Regions from separate parts of the Homo sapiens genome. Here region 1 is linked to region 2. The links are chromatin loops, found by intact Hi-C in ENCODE. Cell type or tissue: OCI-LY7. All regions are shown on one strand. Each heading gives the region's core, and the rest is flanking DNA. Links, peaks and the distances in the headings are about the cores only. Region 1 overlaps DNAJC17 (DnaJ heat shock protein family (Hsp40) member C17). Region 2 has its middle 16 kb from the start of RAD51-AS1.

Region 1 (7,253 bases), core at 2,557-5,056, 100 kb before region 2:
TAGGTAAAGAAGAAAAGCTGCAAGTGAAAAGCCACACCTTGCTGTGGCTGCTTCAGCTCTGCCTCAGTGATCCCAGCACCTGCAGACACAGTTTCTTTCTTTCTCTTTTTAGAGATGGGGTCTTGCTCTGTTGCCCAGGGTGGTCTCAAACTCCTGGGCTCAAGCGATCCTCCCGCCTCACCTTCCCAAAATGCTGGGATTACAGGCGTGAGCCACTGGACCTGGGCCAGAGTCAGTTTCTGGAGGAGCTTCCAACCCGGGATACCTGGCTTTCAGCAGTCCTGTTTATCCTATATCATAAGGAGTAAGATTATAGAGGATGGCCCTTCTATTTCTTGTTCTTCTGAAAGTTCCTCTCCTTCCCAATTTTGTGATAGTTATAAAAAATAATTGTTGTACATTTTTACCCTGAATCTAGCCTTTTGAGCTGTTCATAAGGTAGGATTATTTAATAATAAACAATATTGAGACCGGAAGGTTTTTCAAAGGCCTGCTTTAGGAGAGTTGTGTTTACATGGTGAGAAATTCTTCAGGCAGCAGTCAACTCCAGGAGGGCTGGACAAAGCTGGGAATCTAGTTTGTAGTACAAAGCACCAAATTCTAGGCCAACCGGTTCAAAGTCAAAACTGGTCTTCCAGGCTAAAACCAAGGGATGGGCCCTGCCCAGGGCAGGTTTAACAGTTAAATATAGTAATAACTAGTTAATCAAGACAGACATACTTGACCAACATTCTTAGGCCAGCTGGGTTTTGATTCAAGGCCACTCTGGAAGATCTCAGGCTACCTACCCATCCCTTCTACCCCTTGAATAAGAGTATTTCAGAGACCCTGGGAGTGAACCCAGGATTGAATTTTAGATCTACCCCACAGCAGACTCAAATCCAGCCCTGTCCACCTAGAGAATTCAAATGGAGTTGACCTGCATCCACTGTGGACCAGGGTCCATTCCTGAATTCCTGTCCAATTGGCATCCTGCTGGCCTGGTGTCACAGTTTACCCTCTTCCAGAAGTAGAGGAGAGAAAGGTTTGGGAACTTGTAGGAAGCACCTAGTTTTTGTCAGGTGCTTACACGGATCATTTTCTTTAATCCTTCCAGCAGCCCTGTGTGTAGGATTTATTCTTCTCAGTTTGATGTTGAAGTCCCTAAGGCTGTGTGAGCTTCAGTAATTTGCCCAAGGTCATGCTATCAGTATGTAGAAGATTCCGAATTTGAAAATACATCTGCCAGACTCCAGAACTTGCCCTCTTTTAGTGAACCATGCTGCCTCCTAGCTTAGAATTGTGGAAAGAAGCTAAACAATTTTGTTTTTGTTTCTTACCAGTTTTTTTCTTGTATCACTTGAAAAGTAATACAAGCTTATTATAGAAAGTAAATATCAGCTATAACCCTTTCAGCTGTTTATAAGGTAGGATTATTTAATAATAAACGATACTGAGACTGGAAGCTTTTTCGGGGATATCCCTTTTCTTTCAGAGATGTTGTTGTTGTTGTTGTTTTGTTGTTGTTGTTGTTATGGACTTTCACTCTTCCCTCCCAGGCTGGAGTGCAATGGCATGATCTCGGCTCACTGCAAGCTCCGCCTCCTGGGTTCAAGCGATTGTCCTGCCTCAGCCTCCTGAGTAGCTGGGATTACAGGCTCCCACCACCATGCCCAGCTAATTTTTGTATTTTTAGTAGCGACGGGGTTTCACCATGTTGGCCAAGCTGGTCTCCAACCCCTGACCTCAGGTGATCTGCCCGCCTCAGCCTCCCAGAGTGCTGGGATTACATGTGTAAGCCAACACGCCCGGCCCAGAGATATTTTTATATTTTTGTATTTCCATCTGTTGGGGATGAAAGTCCTAGCCTCCCTGTTTGGCTTTATCTGACACCACTCTGGCAGAGGTTTAGGGTAGCAAGAATGGAAGTCTATGCTCTCTACCTGGCCTTTGATGGCATGGGTGGGGTGGTGTCCACTGTTTTTTCTGTGGTAATTGGCTGGAGTAGAATAGTTTTTGCCTAAAGTAATGTTTGTATGGCTTTTCATTGAATGGATTTTGGGTATCATAATTAACCCTTATGTCACAGTTTCCTCATTTGTAAAATGAGGAGGATAATAATTTCTACCTCATAGGGGCTTTAAGAATTAAATAAGTTAATATATGTAAAGCATATTTGACAATATGAGTGGATTTTTCAGCTTGAATAATTTTATTTTCCTATTACAGTGAAAAACCAAAATTCCAATATAGAACATTCAAAATAAATTATGAAACACAAAAGAATATTTATCATTCCCTTAGAATAAAATTCAGAAAGCATTCTCTCAAAAAAAGGAAAGAAAATGAAGGAGATGCCACTGCTGGACACCCCTTCTGTCTTGCTTTCTTACTGCTCCTTCTTTTTTTTTTTGAGACAGAATTTTATTTTTGTCGCCCAGGCTGGAGTGCAGTGGTGCAATCTCGGCTCACTGCAACCTCCGCCTCCCAGGTTCCTGCCTCAGCCTCCCTAGTAGCTGGGACTACAGGCGTGTGCCACCACGCCCAGCTAATTTTTGTATTTTTGGTAGAGACGGGGTTTTACCACGTTGGCCAGGCTGGTCTCGAATTCCTGACCTCAACTGATTCGCCCGCCTCAGCCTCCCAAAATGCTGGGATTACAGGCGTGAGCCACCACACCCAGCCTGCTCCTTCTTCTTCACACTCACTTCTACTCCCCCTCTCAGATTTATAACAAGGAACATACAAACTTTTATTTTATTTTTTTGAGACAGAGCCTTACTCTGTCACCCAGGCTGGGGTACAGTGACACGATCTCAGCTCACTGAAGCCTCTGCCCCCCGGAATCAAGTGATTCTTCTGCCTCAGCTTCCCCCATAGCTGAGATTACAAGCATGCACCACCACACCCGGCTAATTTTTATATTTTTAGTAGATACAAGTTTCACCATGTTGGCCAGGCTGGTCTCAAACTCCAGACCTCAAGTGATCCACCCACCTCGGCCTCCCACAGCGATGGGATTAGAGGTGTGAGCCACCATGCCCAGCCTAAACCACTTTAAAAGAGCCCCATGATACAAAAGAAAACATCTTCCACAAAACCCCCCTACATCCCTGGGGCAAGCCTACTAGTCCTAGTCCTGAGGAAGTTCATCTTGAAGGTAGTGTTGCAGGTGATGCCATAGATACTGGGACATGGACCGCCTCCCCCTCCCTTCCTCTCACCCATCCCAGAGAGAGGGTGGAGATAGGATCAGAGAGGAGGGGCCCAGAGGCCAGGAACAAACACCCAACAGACTCCTGTCAGTGTGTGTAGGTGCTTTTATATGTGTTAATGAACCTTGATGTCAGAGGGCTGGGGAGATTGAGAAAGAACATCTTTATAATGTTTTTGGTATTGTTTTACTTATTGAAAAAAAGCAAACAGGGGCCCTGAAATATAAAATATGTTCAGTAAAGGAATGAGGCTGGAGGCACAATAAAGCAGGCAAAGAGAGCAAAAGAAAGAAAAGACGAATGATAAGGGACCTAAAAAGTAAAGATGATATATTGCAAAGATGACACTGTCTTAAGCTAGCACCTCCTTTCCCTTAATATTGTTCTTTTTTGTAGTGAAAACAGAGCTAGGCAGGGAGGGTTAGGGTGGGAGGTGAGCAGGCAGGGCAGATGTGCTTCGGTGGGCGATTGGGAAGGCAGGTGGCACGTCTACACCCTCTCTGCCCAGCGCCTGTCCTGGGTGGTTCCTGCTGCCTCCAAGGCAGTCAGGAGAACCAAACAGCTTGGGCTGCCATGGCAGGTGCCCTGGCTATGGCCCAGCAGGTGGCAGCACACCCCTAGAGGTCCTGGGCCCGGTGGCTGCCTCATGGATGGAGGAGTTGCCCAGCAGGTGCTCACCTTGTGGATGCTGGCTGCTTACCTCTGAAAGTCCTTATTTAGCACACTTGGGTGTAGAAGCGTTTCTTGCGTCCATCTTGGAAGCTTAGAAATCCAATCTGCTTAGCTCTTCCTCCAGGAGGTTTGAGCAGCAGGTAACACACACCAAGCAGAAGGGAGAAAGCAAAGGCCTTGGAGGCAGAGGACGGATTCTGGGGTTGTGTACACTGTCTTCACTTACAACAGCTATTAGGTAGCACACGAAAGAGAATCTTGGTAGCTGTGTTTATTTTTACTTATGTAAGAAATATTGGGGTTTCTTTCTTTCTATGTATTTAAGAGAGAGTCTTGCTCTGTCACCCAGGCTGGAGTGCAGTGGCATCATCATAGCTCACGGCAGCCTCAAAATCCTTGGCTGAGGTGATCCTCCCTCCTCAACCTCCTTAGTAGCTGGTACTGCAGGCACGCACCACTATGCCTGGCTAATTTTTTATTTTATTTTAATTTAATTTAAAATTTTTTTATTTTTATTTTTGAGACAAGGTCTCACTCTGTCACCTAGGCTGAAATGCAGTGGTGTGAACATGCTCACTACAGCTTCAACCTCCCGGGCTCCAGTGATCCTCCCACCTCAGCCTCCTGAGTAGGGGGACAAAGGCACATGCTACCACACCTGGCTCATGTTTAAAAAATTTTTGTAGAGATGAGGTCTTGCCATGTTGCCCAGGCTTGGCTGGAACTCCTGGGCTCAAGCGATCCTCTCGCCTCAACCGCCTGAGTAGCTGGGACTACAGGCATGCACCACCACACCTGACAAAAAAAAATTTTTTTTTTTTGAGACAGAGTCTCATTCTGTCTCCCAGGCTGCAGTGCAATGGTGTGATCTCGGCTCACTGCAACCTCTGCCTCCCAGGTTCAAGCGATTCTCCTGCCTCAGCCTCTCGAGTAGCTGGGACTACAGGCGCCCGCCACCATGCCTGGCTAATTTTTTTGTATTTTTAGTAGAGACGGGGTTTCACCGTGTTAGCCGGGATGGTCTCAATCTCCTGACCTCGTGATCCACCTGTCTCGGCCTCCCAAAGTGCTGGGATTACAGGCTTGAGCCACCGCACCTGGACTAAACTCAAAAGTTTATAATAAGATCTATGTCAGAACATGGATACCTCTGTCTACTATAATATTTTATTTAAAAAAAATTTTAATAAGCGTGGCAAATTCCTGAACAAACTTTTTGAAATTTATTTTTTATTATTTTTTTGAGACAAGGTCTCCCTCTGTCACTCAGGCTAGAGTACAATGGCATGATCTCGGCTCACTGCAACCTCCGCCTCTGGGGCTCAAGTGATTCTCCTGCCTCAGCCTCCCAAGTAGCTGGGTCTACAGGTGCACGCCACCATGCCCGGCTAATTTTTGTATTTTTAATAGAGACAGGGTTTTGCTTTGTTGGCGAGGCTGGTCTCGAACTCCTGACCTCAAGTGATCTGCCCACCTCAGCCTCCCAAAGTGCCAGGATTACAGGCATGAGGATTACAGGATTACATGCCAGGATTACAGGATTACACCATGTCTGGCCAATCATAATCTTTTTTTTTTTTTTTTTTTTTCTGAGATGGAGTCTCGCTCTTGTCCCACAGGCTGGAGTGTAGTGGCACAATCTTGGCTCACTGCAACCTCTGCCTCCTGCATGAATCAAGCGATTCTCATGCCTCAGCCTCCCAAGTAGGGGGATTACAGGGGAATATGTCATCACACCCAGCTAATTTTTGTATTTTTAGTAGAGATGGGGTTTCGCCATGTTGGCCAGGCTGGTCTCCTACTCCTGACCTCAAGTGATCCACCCGCCTCAGCCTCCCAAAGTGCTGTGATTACAGGCGTGAGCCACCATGTCCGGCCTCAATCATAATCTTTTATTTTATTTTTTATTTTATTTTATTTTATTTTATTTGAGACAGAGTCTTGCTCTGTCGCCAGGCCGGAGTGTAGTGGTGCGATTTCGGCTCACTGCAACCTCCGCCTCCTCGGTTCAAGCGATTCTCCTGCCTCAGCCTCCCAAGTAGCTGGGATTACAGCTGCCCGCCACTATGCCTAGCTAATTTTTGTATATTTAGTAGAGATGGAGTTTCACTATGTTAGTGAGGCTGGTCTCAAACTCCTGACCTCAGGTGATCTGTCCACCTCAGCCTCCCAAAGTGCTGGGATGACAGGCGTGAGCCACCGCACCGGCCAATCATAATCTTTTAAATGAGTCTCCCCGTTGATGGGGATCTTGGCTGGCTAGTATCAACAGTGTTGTAGAGAGCATCCTTGTATATTTATTTTTGCCATACTTCTACAAGTCCAGATTCCTAGGACTTGGGTCAAAGGGAAAGAACATTTTAAATTTTGATGGCTGAATTTTCTTCCAGATAGGTTGCCCCAGTTTATATGCCCACCAAGAATGTGTAGAGTACCTGTCTTCGAGTGGCTGTCGAGAAAGCGGGGTACTGTGCTCCTGCCTGTTGCAGCAGCCCCTGGACATCTGCAGTGGTGAGGTTGAGCACTTAGCAGGAGGTGGGCCCAGCTCCTGTGCTGGGCGACAGTGGCTCACTCCCTCCATGGCCTTGGCCTCCTCCATTGCCAGTCTCCCTGGTGGCTAGGAAGTGGGCGCCAGCAGCTTCTCTTTTAGGTGTGCATGGGATTCCCCTTACCCATTGAGCAAGGTTTTCCTGTTTGTCCCTGGGATGAGAGTGAATGGCCATGTCTTCTGTCTGACTCTTCCAGGTAAAGAAGGCGTATAGGCAGAAGGCCCTCTCCTGCCACCCAGACAAAAATCCAGATAATCCCAGAGCAGGTGAGACTCTTCTCAGGGCGTGGGGAGAAAGAAACCCACTCACCCGGGCATTGTGTTTCCCGATGTAAGCTCTGCATGTGAGTGCTGTGGGGTGTAAGCACACATTGCCTGGCTCCAGGCAATGGGTCCCAGGGCTTCCCTCCTGTGAGGGGTGTCTGGTCAGTTGCTGATATGCTCACCCCTCCTTGTTGGTCTGTCATCTGCTGATGTCGGCTTGTCTGCCATCCTGTGACTTCTTTGAAGATTTTTTTTTTTTTTGAGGGAGCACACCATTACGAAGTCTTAACTTTATTTTTCTTCTGTCTTTTTGATCCTTATGTTTAGCTGAACTCTTCCACCAGCTTTCTCAGGCCTTGGAGGTGCTGACCGATGCTGCAGCCAGGGTAAGCACAGCCTCCTTCATCGGAATCGTCCCCCATGGTTAGAGACCACTGCTGCCTCTCAACCTCGGTCCTCTGCCCTTTGCCATGTGGCACAGTCCTTGCTGTCTAAGCCCAGGAGACCCAGTCACCAGGCTGCCACTCTGATGGCTCGTGGGCTAGGGGCCAGGCAGATTGCCGGGGCTCTGTCTT
Region 2 (7,253 bases), core at 2,099-4,598:
GGCAGGCAGCTGGGAGGTGGAGGTTGTAGCGAGCCGAGATCACGCCACTGCACTCCAGCCTGGGCACCATTGAGCACTGAGTGAACGCAACTCCGTCTGCCATCCCGGCACCTCGGGAGGCCGAGGCTGGCGGATCACTCGCGGTTAGGAGCTGGAGACCAGCCCAGCCAACACAGCGAAACCCCTTCTCCACCAAAAAAATACGAAAACCAGTCAGGCGTGGCGGCGCCTGCAATCCCAGGTACTCGGCAGGCTGAGGCAGGAGAATCAGGCAGGGAGGTTGCAGTGAGCCGAGATGGCAGCAGTACAGTCCAGCTTTGGCTCAGCATCAGAGGGAGACCGTGGAAAGAGAGGGAGAGGGAAACCGTGGGGAGAGGGAGAGGGAGAGCGAGAGCGCATCAGAGTATTTTAACAGCAGAATTGATCAAACAGAAGAAAGAATTAGTGAGTTTGAAGACAGGCTATTTGAAAATACACAGTCAGGCCGGGCCCAGTGGTTCATGCCTATAATCCCAGCATTTTGGGAGGCTGAGGTGGGCGGATCACCTGAGGTCAGGAGTTCAAGACCAGCCTGGCCAACATGGCAAAACCCCGTTTCTAGTACAAGTACAAAAATTAGCCAGGAAATGGTGGCATGTACCTGTAGTCCCAACTACTCAGGAGGCTGAGGCACAAGAATGACTTGAACCCAGGAGGCAGAGGTTGCAATGAGCCGAGTTTGTTCCATTGCACTCCAGCCTGGGTGACAGAGTGAGGCTCTTTAAAAAAAAAAAAAAAAGTCCAGGCGCAGTGGCTCATGCCTGTAATCCCAGCACTTTGGGAGGCGGAGGCGGGCAAATCACCTGAGATCGGGAGTTCAAGACCAGCGTGACCAACATGGAGAAATCCTGTCTCTACTAAAAATATAAAATTAGCCGGGCGTGGTGGCAAATGCCTGTAATCTCAGCTACTCAGGAGGCTGAGGCAGGAGAATTGCTTGAACCCAGGAGGCAGAGGTTGTGGTGAGCCAAGATGGTGCCATTGCACTCCAGCCTGGGCAACAAGAGTGAAACTCTTGTCTCAAAAAAAAAAAAAAAAAAAAGATGAAAGAAAGAAAGAGAAAGACAGAGAGACAAAAAAAGAAGAGAAAGAAAAAGAAAGAGGAAGAAAGAAAGAGAGAAAAGAATAAAAAAAAAGAGGAAGAAAGAAAGGAAAGAAAAAAAGAAAAGAGAAAGGAGGGAGGGAAGGAAGGAAGAAAGGAAGGAACGAACAAACACAGTCACAGGAGACAAAAGAGAAAAGAGTAAAAACCAATGAAGCACACTACAGAATCTAGAAAATAGCCTCAAAAGGGGAAGTCTAAGAGTTACTGGCCTTAAAAGGGAGGTAGAGAGATAAATAGGGGTGGAAAGTTTATTTAGAGGGATTATATCAGAGCATTTCTCAAACTTAGAGACAGTTATCAATGTTCAAGTACAAGAAGGTTATAGAACATCAAGCAAATTTAACCCAAATAAGACTACCTCAAGTCATTTAATAATGAAATTCCTAAAGGTCGGAGATAAAGAAAGAGTCCTAAAAGCAGCAAGAGAAAAGTAACAAATAACATACAAAGGAGCTCTAATACTTCTGGCAGCAGACTTATCAGTGGAAACCTTACAAGCAAGGAAAGAATGGTATGACATATTCAAAGTGCTGAAGAAAGAAACTTTTATCCCAGGATAGTATATCCAAACATGAAGGAGAAATAAAGACTTTCCTAGACAAGCAAAAGCTGAGGGATTTTATCAACACCAGACCTATCTTATGAGAAATCCTAAAGAATATTTATTCTGAAAGAAAAGAATGTTGATGAGCAAGAAATCATCTGAACGTACAAAACTCATTAGTGAAGAGGCAGAGCAAGATGGCAGAACAGAAGGCTACACTCTGTCCCTGCTTTTGGAACACCACATTTTAATAATTATCGACACACAGAAAAGCACCATAACAAGAACCAAAAAATCAGTTGAGCAATCATAGTACATGGTTTTAACTTCATATCACTAAAAAGGCATTGAGGAGGGCAGTCTTGAATCACCAATGCCACCCCTCCCCCATCCCCTGGCAGCACCCATGTGGTGTAGGGAGAATCTGTGCACTTTGCACAGTGACTGGGGTACTTTACATTGAACTCAGTGCTGCCCTGTCAGAGAAGAGAATAAAGCCATGAGCTGAGCACCCATGCATGCAAAAAACATTTGGACCAGCCCTAGCCAGAGGGAAATTGCCCATCTCAGTGGTTGCAACTTGAGTTTCTCTGGGGTCCTAGATAAACTTGAGAGGCAGTCTAGGACACAAGGACTGCAATTCCTAGGCAATTCCTAGTGTGAGGCTGGGCTTAGAGGTGGGCTAGCTTAGCTGTGTAGAATAGAACATCAGGGCAACTGCTAAAATTTTTTACTGTAATCCCTGGCTCCCAGACAACATCTCTGGACACACTTGGGACCTGGTGGAACTCGCTGCCCTGAAGGGAAAGGTCTTGGGCAAGACCCAGTGCTGACCGGGCATGGTGGTTCACGCCTGTAATCCCAACACTTTGGGAGGCCAAGGCGGGCCGATCACTTGAGGTCAGGAGTTCGAGACCAGCCTGGCCAATATGGTGAAACCTCATCTCTAATAAAAATACAAACAAATTAGCTAAGCATGGTGGCGGTTGCCTGTAATCCCAGCTACTCAGGAAGCTGAGGCAGAGAATTGCTTGAACCCGGGAAACGGAGGTTGCAATGAGCCAAGATCATGCCACTGCACTCCACCCTGGGCGACTGAGCGAGACTCCATCTCAAAAAAAAATAAATAAATAAAAATAAATTAAAAAAAAAAATCAGGCGGGGCGCGATGGCTCATGCCTGTAATCCTAGCACTTTGGGAGGCCAAGGTGGGCGGATCACTAGGTCAGGAAATCAAGACCATCCTGGCTAACACGGTGAAACCCTGTCTCTACTAAAAATACAAAAAATTGTCCAGGCGAGGTGGCGGGCGCCTGTAGTCCCAGCTACTTGGGAGGTTGAGGCAGCAGAATGGCATGAACCCAGGAGGCGGAGCTTGCAGTGAGCCGAGATTGCGCCACTGCACTCCAGCCTGGGCGACAGAGCGAGACTCTGTCTCAAAAAAAAAAAAAAAACTCGGCGCTGTGCTGGCTTCAAGTCTAACCCAGTGCAGTCCCAGTGGTGAGGCCACAGATGCTTGCAGCACCACACTGCCACCTACAGGTGGCTCAGGACAGAGAGAGAAAGAGACTTCATTTGTTTGGGAGAAGTAAGGGAAGAACAAGATTCTCTGCCTGGTAATCTAGAGTATTTTTCCAGATCTTAGCCAAGACTACTAAGGCAGTACTTCTGAGTCTGCAAAAACCACAGCCTCATTGGGCTTCGGGCCCAAGTCCCAAAGCCAGACTGTGAAGACTACAATAAATACCTAACTCTTCAATGCCCAGACACTGACAAATATCTACAAGCATCATTTCCATTCAGAAAAATATGACCTCACCAAACAAACTAAACAAGGCACCAAGGGCCAATCCTGGAGGAACAGAGATATCTCTGACCTTTTAGACAGAAAATTCAAAATAGCTGTTTTGAGAAAACTCAAATTCAAGACAAAAGACAAAAGAAGAATAAAAAATGAAGCACACAGGATCTACAAAATAACCTCAAAAGGGGAAAATCTAAGAGTTATTGGCCTGAAAGAGGAGGTAGAGAAAGAGATAAAGATAGAAAATTTTTCAGAATAAGCCATCTAAAAAATGTAAAAGAAAACAAAAATATGGCCGGGTGCGGTGGCTCACGCCTGTAATCCCAGCACTTTGGGAAGCCGAGGCGGGCAGATCACGAGGTCAGGAGATTGAGACCATCCTGACTAACACGGTGAAACCCCGTCTCTACTAAACATACAAAAAATTACCCGGGCGTGGTGGCGGGCGCCGGTAGTCCCAGCTACTCGGGAGGCTGAGGTAGGAGAATGGCGGGAACCCGGGAGGCGGAGCTTGCAGTGAGCCGAGATTGGGCCACTGCACTCCAGCCTGGGCAACAGAGACTCCGTCTCAAAAAAAAAAAAAAAGAAGAAAAAGAAAACTTACTCAAAGGAAGAGAGAATATCAGAGAACGTTCCAAACCTAGAAAAAAAAATCAATATTCAACTACAAGAAGGTTATAGAACACCGAGCAGATTTAACCCAAATAAGACTACTACTAATAATCAAACTCCCAAAGGTCAAGGTTAAAGAGAGGGCCCTAAAAGCGGCAACAGAAAAAAAAAAAAAAAATACCACACAAGGGAGCTCCAATACGTCTGGCGGCAGACTTTTCAGTGGAAACCTTACAGGCAAGGAGAGAATGGCATGACATATTTAAAGTGTTCCTTGTCATCCCATTCTTTCCTTGCTTGTAAGGTTTCCATTGAAAAGAAAGAAAGACCTTCCCAGGCAAACAAAAGCTGGGGGATTTCATCAACACCAGACCTGTCCTACAAGAAATACTAAAGGGCGCTCCTCAATCTGAAAGAAAAGAATGTTGATGAGAAAAAAGAAATCATGTGGGCCAGGTGCAGTGGCTCATGCTTGTAATCCCAGCACTTTGGGAGGCCAAGGTGGGCAGATTACCTGAGGTCAGGAGTTTGAGACCAGCCTGGTCTACATGGTGAAACCCCGTCTCTACTAAAAATACAAAAAGTAGCTGGGTGTGGTGGCGGGTGCCTGTAATCCCAGATACTCAGGAGGTTAAGGTAGGAGAATCACTTGAACCCAGGAGTTGAAGGTTGCAGTGAGCCGAGATCGCACCACTGCACTCCAGACTGGGCGACAGAGACTGTCTCAAAAAAAAAAAAAAAAAAAGGAAAAAGAAATCATCTGAAGGTACAGAACTCACTGGTAATAGTAAGCACACACACAAAAAGCAGAGACACATTTAACAAAGAGACACATTTAACTTATAAAGATGCACATAGACTTAACATAAAGGTGAGAGGTGACAGCGTGCTGGCAGTCCTCACAGCTCTTGCTCGCTCTCGGCGCCTCCTCTGCCTGGGCTCCCACTTTGGCGGCACTTGAGGAGCGCTTCAGCCTGCCGCTGCACTGTGGGAGCCCCTTTCTGGGCTGGCCAAGGCCGGAGCCGGCTCCCTCAGCTTGCAGGGAGGTGTGGAGGGAGAGGCGCGAGCGGGAACCGGGGCTGCGTGCGGCGCTTGCGGGCCAGCTGGAGTTCCGGGTGGGCGAGGGTTTGGCGGGCCCCGCACTCGAAGCAGCCAGCCGGCCCTGCCGACCCCAGGTAATGAGGGGCTTAGCACTCGGGCCAGCGGCTGCGGAGGGTGTACTGGGTCCCCCAGCAGTGCCAGCCCACCGGCGCTGCGCTCGATTTCTCGCCGGGCCTTAGCTGCCTTCCCGCGGGGCAGGGTTCGGGACCTGCAGCTCGCCATGCCTGAGCCTCCCACCCGCTCCGTGGGCTCCTGTGCCGCCCGAGCCTCCCTGATGAGCACCGCCCCCTGCTCCATGGCGCCCAGTCCCATCGACCACCCAAGAGCTGAGGAGTGCGGGCGCAGGGCGCAGGACTGGCAGGCAGCTCCACCTGCAGCCCCTGGGCCGGATCCACTGAGTGAAGCCAGCTGGGCTCCTGAGTCTGGTGGGGAGGTGCAGAACCTTTATGTCTAGCTCAGGGATTGTAAATACACCAATCAGCACCCTGTGTCTAGCTCAGGGTTTGTGAGTGCACCAATCCACACTCTGTATCTAGCTACTCTGGTGGGGCCTTGGAGAACCTTTATGTCTAGCTCAGGGATTGTAAATACACCAGTCGGCACTCTGTATCTAGTCAAGGTTTGTAAACACACCAATCAGCACCCTGTGTCTAGCTCAGGGTTTGTGAATGCACCAATCGACACTCTGTATCTAGCTAATCTGGTGGGGATGTGGAGAACCTTTGTGTCTAGCTCAGGGATTGTAAACGCACCAATCAGCACCCTGTCAAAACAGACCACTTGGCTCTACCAATCAGCAGGGTGTGGGTGGGGCCAGATAAGAGAATAAAAGCAGGCTGCCTGAGCCAGCAGTGGCAACCTGCTCGGGTCCCTTTCCACATGGTGGATGTTTGTTCTTTTTGCTCTTTGCGATAAATTTTGCTACTGCTCAGTGTTTGGGTCCACACTGCTTTTATGAGCTGTAACACTCACCGTGAAGGTCTGCAGCTTCACTCCTGAGCCAGTGAGACCACGAACCCACCAAAAGGAAGAAACTCCGAACACATCCGAACATCAGAGGGAACAAACTCCAGACGCGCCACATTAAGAGCTGTAACACTCACTGCGAGGATCTGTGGCTTCATTCTTGAAGTCAGTGAGACCAAGAACCCACCAATTCCGGACACAAAGGGATGGAAAAAGATATTCCATGCTAATGGAAACCAAAAGAGAACAGGAGTTGCTATACTTATATCAGACAAAATAGATTTCAAGATTGTAATGGTGGTATGTAGACTACTCTTGTCTTAAGTAGAAAGACTAATGACCCAGGCTAGGTGGTTCATGGCTGTAATACCAGCACTTTGGGAGGCGGAGGCGGGTGGATAACCTGAGGTCAGGAGTGCAAGGCCACGCAGGTCAACATGGGAAAACCTGTCTCTACTAAAAATACAAAAAAGTAGCCAGGCGTGGTGGTGGGCTCCTGTAATCCCAGCTACCCAGGAAGCTCAGGCAGGAGAATTGCTTGGACCCAGGAGGAAGAGGTTGCAGTGAGCTGATTTTGTGCCATTGTACTCCAGCCTGGTAATAAGAGTGAAACAGACTAAATAACCAATCAAAAATAACTTTTCTTTTTTTTTCTTGTCTTTCTTTCTTTTTTTTTTTTTTTGACATGGAGTCTCACTCTGTCACCCAGGCAGGAATGCAGTGGCGCGAACTCAGCTCACTGCAACCTCTGCCTCCCAGGTTCAAGCTATTCTCTGCCTCAGCCTCCCAAGTAGCTGAGATTACAGGCACCCACCACCACACGTGGCTAATTTTTGTATTTTTAGTAGAGATGAGATTTCACCATCTTGGCCAGGCTGGTCTTGAACTCCTGACCTCGTGATCCACCCACCTTGGCTTCCCAAAATGCTGGGATTACAGGTGTGAACCACCATGCCTGGCCTTAACTACAACTTTTCAAGACATGGATAGTACAATGAGACAAAGAGAAACAAAAAGTTAAAAAGCAGGGAAATTACTTTCTTTTTGTGTGTTTGTATATGCAATCAATGTTGTCATCAACT

The links. Hi-C counts contacts between places; a loop is a spot of excess contacts. Peaks named below come from ENCODE experiments on the same cell type or tissue, not always from the same donor. Only the 100,000 strongest peaks of a DNase experiment are listed, where the experiment ranks them.
Region 1: a loop joins it to region 2, with 9 times the contacts of the local background. A loop is called at or near these places in 31 of 110 quality-filtered maps.

The regions. Positions count from the first base shown.
Region 1 is chr15:40,779,356-40,786,608 of GRCh38, reverse strand. It overlaps DNAJC17 (DnaJ heat shock protein family (Hsp40) member C17), which reads left to right. Exons shown (of 11, transcript NM_018163.3): 2 at 6,612-6,681; 3 at 7,006-7,064. Among named protein-coding and RNA genes, the nearest start is that of C15orf62, 13 kb to the right of the region's middle. In OCI-LY7, for the core only: CTCF peaks have their summits at 3,597 and 3,804 (motif pointing right); a DNase peak (open chromatin) is centred at 3,808.
Region 2 is chr15:40,675,216-40,682,468 of GRCh38, reverse strand. No RefSeq gene overlaps it. Among named protein-coding and RNA genes, the nearest start is that of RAD51-AS1, 16 kb to the left of the region's middle. RefSeq lists a silencer at 5,971-6,171. In OCI-LY7, for the core only: CTCF peaks have their summits at 3,040 and 3,244 (motif pointing left); a DNase peak (open chromatin) is centred at 3,188; H3K27ac peaks cover 333 bases.